2 separate regions of the Homo sapiens genome follow, and region 2 is linked to region 1. A link is a contact called in ENCODE Hi-C or POLR2A ChIA-PET data. All regions are on one chromosome and are shown on one strand. Each heading gives the region's core, a stretch centred on a gene start or an enhancer-like site at or near the end of the contact. The rest is flanking DNA. Distances are from core to core; before and after follow the strand shown. Region 1 overlaps CUL1 (cullin 1). Region 2 overlaps CUL1 (cullin 1).

Region 1 (4,895 bases), core at 2,092-4,591:
TTTCTTGGGTGACCTCCTGAGGTTAGGGTTCTGTGCAGAATACTTGCTGTTCCAGTTCATCTTATCTTTTCTAACTCTTCATGAGCATTCAGGAGATAGCTTTAACTTGATCCTCTCTTCTAGTCTTTTTTGCTTTGTGGTTTCTCAGTTTTTTCAGGTTAAGCAATTCTCAGCAACTTCAGCTGAGAGCCTTGCAGTCCTGCTAATAGCCTTCAGGGCTTTTGCATTTGACTAACCTGGCCTTTCTTCCAACTTGGCTTGCCCCAAACTGATCTCTTTTTTGCTCCCTAGACCATATCCGACATCTCTATTTCTAGCGTTGTGTCAGAGACACAGATTTCAGACTTGACTTCTTTTGTTTGTCCATATTCAGTGATCTACCAAATCTTACTAGTTCCTCCCCCATAACACTATGTGTTTATACCTTCCTCTTTGGCCCCGCTGTCACCAGCTTCATTCTGCCCTCACGCCTGGCGATGCAGTGCGCTGCTGATTGCTGCTTCATTCAGGACTTGCCTGGCTTCCTTGATTACAGAGGCTCTCCAGGGCAGGTATTGGGCTGCTAGCATTTGATAGAGTGGGCTCTGCTCTTTGTCTTTGCAGCCCTTTGCCACAACCATCCTATCTCATCTTCATAAGCTTAAAAAAATCCTGAAAATCTAGCTGTGTGTATCATGCTAACATGCTTTTTAAAAAAACTGGCTCTGCTGCAATTTTCACTTGAAAGTAGCTGGATGTTGGTTCTGGGTATTTGTCTCTATCTCAGCTCTTCAAACTGGGAATGTGATTTCTAGTAACAACATTTAGCAAAATTTCAACAAAGCAACCAATTTGCGGAAGTTGTGTTAACTTTGAGGTTTTGCCATAATAAATTATAAATGTTGGAATTTTTCTATTGATAAGGCTAACTTGTGGAAAACTGATTAAATAATTCACTGATTATAACCAGCAAACCATATATTACACTAAAGTTTTGTTTCAAAAATATGGATATTGTGGAAGATGAGTATCCACATAGCTTTTTATGGTAAACATAGGTGAGCGTGTATGTGTAACTAGGATAGTGATTCCCTTAATAGTTATAGGAAAAGTGATTCTAAAAAGCATTCTGACGCCTCTCTTGGCGGCAGTGAATGAAACTACAGTTTCACATTAAAAAGAGTACTTTCCCCGCCAAAAATGCAGAGGAGGATTTGTTTTACTGACAATTGAGTACAGGCCAAACTGCGTATATGCGCATACATACTCTGGGCTTTGTGTGTGTGATTTGGCAAAAAGAAAAATAGTCCTAAAGTGTGCATCTCTTTATTCCATTGTATTTATATTTTTCAGAAGTTTATTTATTTGCAGTTTTGATGTGTACATTTTATTTTAGAAAATTGAATGAAGTTTGTGAGATTCAAGTCCTCTAAAGTAAGTTTATTATATATGAGTTCTTGACGATAACAAAACTATGGGGAAAAATCTGGATTTTGTGATGTTAGCATTAGTTCTTTACCTTGTTAAAAATATTAACTATGTTTTCAACTGGGAACATGCATTTATGTTTTTCAAAGTAAGCTACTTGAAGTATAAGCTTAAAAAGCTTGCTTGAGAAAATACACAAGTTAATGTAAATTGTATGAAATAAAAAATATGGACCGACTATTGTTGAGACTTTCCACATGAAACTTAGGCTGGGCAGTGAAGACTATGGTATTGTCCCAGCCACAGCTAGGGTGGTGACAGAAATCAGTAGCAATCTTAACATGCAGGATATTCTTTATGCCTGCTTAAGGTATGGGTTTTGCCAGGCGTGGTGGCTCACGTCTGTAATTTGAATACTTAGAAGGCCGAGGTGGCCGGATTGCTTGAGCTTACGAGTTCGAGACCAGCCTGGGCAACGTAGTGAAACCCCATCTGTACAAAAAATGAAAAGATTAGCCAGGTGTGGTGGCCCACACCTGTGGTCCCAGCTACTTGGGAGGCTGAGGTGGGGGGATCGCTTGAGCCCTAGAGGGAGGGAGATGTTGCAGTGAGCCGAGGTGGCACCATTTCACTCCAGCCTGAGTGACAGAGTGAAACCCTGTGTCAAAAATAAATAAGTAAAATATGGGTTTAAGTTATTGTTGATGCTTTTGTGTCTCTGCCCCTTAGCAATAACCTCCAAAACCCACCACTCTTAGGGTGACAAATAAATACAAATTGTACAGACCATGAGGGAAATTGACTAGAAAATTTTGTAACTACAAAGAAAGGTGCATCTTGACTAGGGGCATTACTATAAAAAATACCAGTGGGCCGGGCGCGGTACGCCTGTAATCCCAGCACTTTGGGAGGCCAAGGCGAGCGGATCACCTGAGGTCAGGAGTTCGAGACCAGCCTGACCAACATGTAGAAACCCCGTCTCTACTAAAAATACAAAATTAGCCAGGCATGGTGGTGCATGCCTGTAATCCCAGCTACTCAGGAGGCTGAGGCAGGAGAATCGCTTGAACCCGGGAGGCGGAGGTTGTGGCGAGCCGAGATCACGCCACTACATTCCAGCCTGGGCGGACAGAGCGAGACTCCGTCTCAGAAAAAATACGAGCAAATGTAAATGTCTAGAGGCTTACTGCTGTTTCGGAATCATAAGTGAAGCTGATGCTACAGGTTTTACCACATTTTCTCCTTTTTTTTTTTTGGTTGGGGTTTCGCTGTTGTCTCCTAGGCTGGAGTGCAATGGCACGATCTCAGCTCACTGCAACCCCCGCCTTCTGGTTGGTTTTCAAGCAATTCTCCTGCGTCAGCCTCCCAAGTAGCTAGGATTAAAGGCGCCCACCACCATGCCCGGCTAATTTTTTTTGTGTGTTTTTAGTAGGGACGGGTTTCACCATGTTGGTCAGGCTGGTCTCGAACTCCTGACCTCAGGTGATCTGCCCGCCTCGGCCTCCCAAAGTACTGAGATTACAGGCAGGAGCCATCGTGCCCAGCCCACATTTTCTCCTTTATTATAGGTATGGCCAGATTGTTTTGAGACAGAGTGGGAAGCAAAATTTAAAAAGTCCCCTTCCCAAAAGAACCCTGCTTCTTATTGAATGTTGTCATCGAGTTACAGATTTTTGTGAGCTCAGAAGACATACTCAAATCATTGAGAAACTGTTTTTCCAAATTATTTATTCTTGACTGATTTAAATGTACACTTCTGTGCATATATGTTTCTCCTCATACTCTCTCCCCAGTGTCCATAATTTCGGAAAATACTAAAAAGTTCTTAGTACTTGATGTTGTAATAGCTAGTAAGGAAATTTTCAGCAAGATGCTTTTTAGCAAATGCAGCATTGAACATATGTGCAGAGAATGGGGGTGCAAATCTGACAGGTGGAACCACAGGTGCGGTGGGTGACATCACTCACTGTGAGCCTTGAGTGGTTCAGGGACCACGGGGGACATGTGTCAGGAGCATCTTACCAGAAAGAGGTGTCGCTTAACTGTGCCCAGTTCCTTCAGGAGAGCGGTTAAAGTGGTAAATTGTCTTTAAAACAAAAAACATAAAAGCCCTAAATCAAATAAAGAGCACGGTAGCGCCGTTTCTCCTTTTGAACCAGTTTGTAGTGAAACGGGAAGTGTATTTGAAAGTTTGCTCAGCTAGGGAAAATTACTGATCAGAGTTTTCGACTCAGGGTTAAATTATCTTAGTCGAAAGAAAAATAATAGAAAGGGGTGTCTTATTGATGAATAGATTCATGTTCACTTAGTGATACACTAGCTTCCAAAATCTGCTTATTGAGCAGATACTTATTCAAGGCCCCACAATCAACTGCAGGGCAAACGGTTCACCACACATGAGGGAAATTTGGAAATTAGTTGAAGAGGATTGTGGGAACTGTGAATTGAGATTGTTCATCTAAATGGGAGTTAATAGCGTTTGTGGTTGACTAAGGGCATCCTTTACGGAAGTGGACCTCACGTGCACACCTCACTGGGAGAGGGAGAGACCTGCCAGGAGGTGCACATCTGGCCTTCCACGCTTAGTGGCCTGAGGATGTTTCCCTGGGGCACCACTTCCACAGGCCCTCTAAAAGGAGGGCAGAATGGCTTGCTGTTTGTATCTTTGTATTTGTGTTAAGCTGGGTTCTGAAAATACAGTGGTGCCAAGACAGAAGAGAAACTTTTTGGATGCTGATGTGCAGTGAAAGCTCTCCAGTAGCGGCTTTTCCAAAGTCAGTGGGTTTCATACAACAGCATCCCATTCATTCACTAGCAAGAGAGCTAGGAAGTCCTGTGGAGCTGGTGTTTTAAAGTATTCTGTTAAACATGTATTTCATGGTAGAATGAAAGATTCATGTGAATTTTAAGATAGAGTGATATTTCAAGGAAAATTTAACTCTGTCACAGCTTAGGCTGGATCCCCAGGTCTGTCCCGATACAAAGGATTCCTCCACCCTGTGCTGAAAGTTACATTTTGGTGGGAATTTTAGAGAAGTGCCACCTCTGGTGTCATCAGTTATCAAAGGTATTGTGGAGTTTTCAGGTAACGTTAATTTACTTCATTTTGACTTCAAAAATAAGCATGGGTGGTTTAACATTTAAATACTATCTTAGGAATTGCATAGATATTAGAAACCCTTTATAGTAGTGTTAACATGAATAGTAGCAAATGCTTACCGTGTGTCAAGGACTCTGCTAAGCATTTTATTTTCGTAACTCACTTATTCCTCATAGCCACCTTATACAACAGGTACTACAGTATTATCTCTAGTACAGATGATGAAATACAGGCGCAGAAGTTAAGGAATCTGACCAAGCTCACACTGCCAGTGACTTGTGGAGCCAGAACTGTGAAGTTCACAGACATCCCACGCATTTCCATATTAGCTGTTTGCAATTTGTCACTGTGTACTGTCAATCAGTGCCTCTTGAATTATTTCTTTAGT
Region 2 (5,039 bases), core at 2,371-4,870, 61 kb after region 1:
ATTGACAGCTATCTCACCCTTGGCGAGTTACTTCTGTCTCTGTCATTTTATTTTATTTTTATTTTTTTAAATAGAATGATAATGCCTATCCCATAGGATATTTGTGAATAAACAATACATGTAAAGTGCTTAAATCAGGGCACATAATTGCTCAGCAGTGATGACTGCTGCACGTTCTTATGAGTACACATAATTTTTTTAATTTAAAAACTCATTTCAAAATTACCCTTCAGTTTTTATGACTTTATTTCCAAGCTAAATGTTCCTTTAAAGGGCCTGATTCACACACACACACACACACACACACACACACACACACACACACACACACACAAAACGCTCACCCTCCTGTGATTCAGAAGGGGTCAATTCGGTGAAGACATTTTTTCAGTAATATAAGGTGCCTTCCCAGTTGTTGATTCAGAACTCAATTTACCTATATGGGCAGCAGAGCCAAGTAAATGACTTGACTTTCCTTGAAATGAGTTAAGTGGGAAGTCTGTTATTTCATCAGATAGATTAATGAAGCAGTTTTTGCTTTTTTCATTTAAATTGCTATATACTAGGTATGAGATTGGCCTTAGGGAACTCGTGTTCTATGTGAATATAGTTAGATTTAAAATAAACATGATAGCTGGGTGTAGTGGTGTGTACCTATAGTCCCAGCTACTCAGAAGCCTGAGGCAGGAGGGTCACTTGAGCCCAGGAGTTCGGGACCAGCTAGGGCAATGTAGTGAGACCCTGTCTCCTTTAAAAGGAAGAAAGAAAAAAAAAGCATTATAAATTACTTTTTCAGTTTTATAGGAAAGATGGGACGTTAATTCTAATGTTCATCTTTTCCAAACCAAAGTAAGGTGCTAAATTGGAGAAATAATCAACTATGATTCTCATGTTCCATTGTTTCTTTCTTGGATACAATCAGCTGCCTGATATTTTAGGCACTGAATAAATGCTGCCGATTGACTTTGTCAATGAGTCTTGAATCTGACATTTACCTAACTCGATCAGTTAAAGCAAAAGTATACCTTCTATGTAAATCATTTCTCTATTTGAGGAAGCTTCATCCGTCAGCAATGACAGCACAAATAAACTGCCTTTAACAGCAGTTACATTTTACGAGAAATCAAGCTTTTAAACAATGCTTGTGTTACTTAAATCTAAGCCACTGATTAACCTGAATTTAAGAACCAAAACAAGATTTTCTCCCGTGAAGAAGAGTTATAGCTCAGTAAACCCACGTTGCATCTGCCTTCACTCACAAAAGTCAAATATTAGTTTTTTTTAGTAAGTTACTGATTCTAGTTATTATTTACATAAGCACTGTTTCTACATTGAACTCATGAAACTCTGAGTTTTTTAATTGTTGTGCTTATGAAGTAAAATGTTCGGGAAAGCAAATACTTTTCCAATTTTCTGCAAAAGGAGTGTTTCCTAAAATGCAGTTTTATTCTTATTTGTAAACTTGCCGTTTGGCTCCTTCTGTTGGAATGCTGTCTGTCTGGTGCATGGGTTCCTCGTGCCCTTCCCTGCTCTGGGCTCACACTTGCCACCTCCATTCGCCATCTCTGGGAAAGCCCACAGAATTGAAGCTCAGGGGGAGCGTGGGTGCCCGGGCCATAGCCTGGCACACAGTAGGTGCTTGATTACTTATTGTAAGAAAGAAACACAGCTGCTAAAAAACAAATACTTTTAAATAGGTTTTAGTTTTTATCATTTATGTGGTAAATGTAAAAGACACATTGTAACCCAACCATAATTATTTTCAAAAACCCACTGATTATGAAAAATCAGGAGAAAAAAAGGTTAGTAAAAGTTAGAATCATTGTACATGATTTTAAGTGGGATTTAATTACCTTGAGAACACAATTTTTAAAGTTTAAAAATTTTTGCCTAATTAAGTTGAATCATAGTGTACGAGAATCATTTATAATTAGCATATTAAATGCCATAGAAGGCACTACCTAAGTGATTTTTTTTAAGTGCAAAAATGTGTAATATCAGTCCCGTGTCTTTCTCTGGACTAGAACACTATATATGTTACACTGAAGCTGTTCTTGATGAAATAAACTCCTTTGAGAGGCCAAAAAAAAGTTTTTTATCTGGCTAATCCTTTTATACCACTAATTTGGTTAGAAAACCAGCTTTACTGCTAATACCTGGCCTAGACTGAAATTCGTAGAGGTTTCCAGTTTATCATGTAAGTCAAATATTTTTTGTGTTCGAAGTTTTAGAACCTACTTATGAATTTTTCTTAAGGCATATCTTTTCCCTAGTTAAAACCAATTTAAACATTAAAGGCTATTTCTGGAAAACTGGCTGAAGGGGAATTTCCCTCATGGCATCTCCCTCTCGCCACCTAAAAGCTGGCAGCCCTCAGTGACGTGAAACTGAAGAGAGAGCCCTCCGAACCTCGGAGTGGGGAGGGGACTGTCCGTCAGGATTCCACTCTGTTTGGAAGCGTTCTCTCCAGCCTTCAGAGAGCCTCGTGATCAAGGGCATTTGTGCTCAACTGATATGTGAGGCGATCAATTAGCCTATTGCACTGGGGCACCAGGAGGACTTTGGGAACCTTGCACACAAATATTCAAGGATGAGATTTCAAACTGGTTTCGAGCTGAGCAAGGGATAGGAGAAATGGCTTGTTTAATAGGCAAGTAACCCCATGCATGATTGCTGGCCCAGGAACAGGTTGGGAATGTATCAAAAAATAGTCTATATTAAAATATAGAAGGTGATGGCCTCCATTCACTTAGTGAGGCTTGAAGGGGAGCATCTTCAAAGCAGAGACCATTCCTTCACGTGGTCATTTTAAAAAGAATTGAATGCCCACTGTGTGTGCCTGGCCCTGTGCTAGGCTCTTAATTTTTCTTATTTGACCAAAGCAACTGCAAACAGTCTCCTGCTTAGAATGGCTCACCTTAATGATTTTTTTGACTTTAAAATGGCATGAAAACAATAGGCATTTATGATACTTTCAATAAACTCATCGTACATTGAAAATACTGTCACACATTCAGGTCCGGGCGCAGTGGCTCACACCTGTAATCCCAGAACTTTGGGAGGCCAAGGCAGGCAGATCACCTGAGACCAAGAGTTCAAGACCAGCCTGGCCAACATGGCGAAACCCCGTCTCTACTAAAAATACAAAAATTAGCCGGGCGTGTTAGCAGGCACCTGTAATCCCAGCTACTCCAGAGGCTGAGGCAGGAGAATCACTTGAACCTGGAAGTCGGAGGTTGCAGTGAGCCAAGATTGCACTGCTGCACTCCAGCCTGGGTGACAGAGAGAGACTCCGTCTCAAAAAAAAAACAAAAAAAAAAACCCACACATTCAGTTTATGATGGGCTTATTGAAACATTATCCCAAATTGAGGAGTATTTTTAGCTGCATGATGTGGTCAGTGTTTCAAATCAAAGGGCAAACAAATTTTGCAGATCAAACTGAAATCGTTGTTTCATTTCTTTAGCAAGCATTTAGGGCATTCCTGTAGTAGACGTGATGTCAAGAACTCTGAATTAGAATGCCTTGCCTTTGTCCTTGTCACATCTCCGTGACCTCATCTGCCTAGTTTAGTGCCTACATTGCAGGTTCATTTGAAACTCACCTCTTCTCCATTCCTTAGCACAGAGGTGGCAGCTGTGTAGCATGAGTCACCCTGCCCTCATGCCTTGTTCATCATAAGCATTAGTAATCTAATAGGGTATAATTTCCTGCAGGGTCTGGACGTAGCCTCAGAATCCTCCTCAAAGCAGTAAGCAGCCTGCCTGTCTCGGTAGCAAGCTGTCTCCTCCTCTGTCTTCTGGGATGAGTCAGTGGAGCATGGGAATTCCTCCTCCCTTGGCTCTTACTGTTTTCTATGCATTTTCTCTCCAGTCCCAAGGCTACCATCTTAATCTGGGCTTCGTTTATCACTGCACCTCCCAAATGGCCCCACATCTCTCCCATTCCCATTCATCCCTCATGATAATTAGCAGTTTCGTCTTTCAGAAATACCACTTAATACATTTATAATTTTACTCTGTGTTCTTTTCATCCTTTGTTTTAAACAAAGCAGAATAAAGCCCTTCCTTGTGATAATATAAATCATAATATTACACTAAATCAAAATCCTCTAATTAGCCCACATTTTCATGAACCCTGTCTTCCAGTGAAACTATTATAATATCATTCCCCTACCCCAAAACTCTGGCTAATGTCTCTACTTATAACACAGTCATCCTTACCTTCTGCTTGTCTTAGTCCTGCTTTTAAGGCCAGCTCAAATCCTCCCTTCTAGAAAGAGCTGACCTTAACTCTTCTATCCTAAGCCCTATTTGTAAAACTCTCATTACAAGTGTACATGTGGTTATAACTTCCTGTGCTTCCTGTCACTGCACCATGGGTGGTACAGCCCTTGAGAGCGAAGCTCACGCCTCATTATAGTTTTATGCTCTGTGGTTTCGGGCCTAGCCTCTTACCCAGCGAGGATCTGTGGATGATAATGGTGAAGGCCGTCTGCTGCAGGGCTGCCGTCTCGGCTGCACGACTCTTGACCCCGCTGCGTGTGTCTTCTCAGCTGGAACTCACCATTGTGTAAATTTGCCTCACTCTGCTTTCCTAGTTCTTCTGTCTTCTCTTCTTAGAGACAGTCCTTCTTTTTTCTACCTGTGAAATACCTATTTATCTCTCAAAACCCAGCTCAAAAGTTTTCTCAGTCACCTTGGAATGGTAGCATCTCCCCCTTGAAATAATGGCACATTGGACTGTTTATGTGACACTGCTTTATGCTTTAGATGTCCGTGTGAACGTCCCTCTATTGTAGCAGAGATGGCTCTATCCAGTTTTGTGTCCTCAGAGCTTATTATGACACCTTATCAGTATACTTACATCTTAGTTACACTTCCCATTGCTCCGAAAAGGACTTGGGGCTGCTCACACAATACGTGAAATAAAATAAGATAAATTAAATAAATCGGAGAATAGCAAAATAAGGATATGAGACACAAAATAGAGCTTAATATAATTCTCAAAGTGTGTGCAATGCAGTCCGTTACTCTTGT

The links. A loop is a pair of places that touch in the nucleus more often than their neighbours do. ChIA-PET counts read pairs that join two places held with the same protein, here RNA polymerase II (POLR2A). Pooled maps may share reads with other maps.
Region 2: a loop to region 1 is called in a map of left ventricle myocardium superior, with 2.4 times the contacts of the local background. The contact joins two enhancer-like sites. A Hi-C loop is called at or near these places in 19 of 168 maps with a recorded cell type or tissue (A673, CD4-positive, alpha-beta T cell, CD8-positive, alpha-beta T cell and 14 more), 1 of 37 single-sample maps with no recorded cell type and 9 of 50 pooled maps. POLR2A ChIA-PET finds 5 or more read pairs at or near these places in 13 of 52 experiments (AG04449, CD4-positive, alpha-beta T cell, CD8-positive, alpha-beta T cell and 9 more).

What each region holds. Positions count from the first base shown.
Region 1 is chr7:148,708,015-148,712,909 of GRCh38, forward strand. The region is part of intron 1 of CUL1 (cullin 1); the gene reads left to right. Among named protein-coding and RNA genes, the nearest start is that of CUL1, 12 kb to the left of the region's middle. Within about 2 kb of position 3,342, at least 2 of the 41 ENCODE cell types and tissues checked have a DNase peak (open chromatin) inside an H3K27ac peak, as active enhancers do.
Region 2 is chr7:148,769,116-148,774,154 of GRCh38, forward strand. All of the region lies in intron 9 of CUL1 (cullin 1), which reads left to right. Among named protein-coding and RNA genes, the nearest start is that of CUL1, 73 kb to the left of the region's middle. RefSeq lists enhancers at 3,037-4,236, 4,557-4,606. Within about 2 kb of position 3,621, at least 6 of the 41 ENCODE cell types and tissues checked have a DNase peak (open chromatin) inside an H3K27ac peak, as active enhancers do.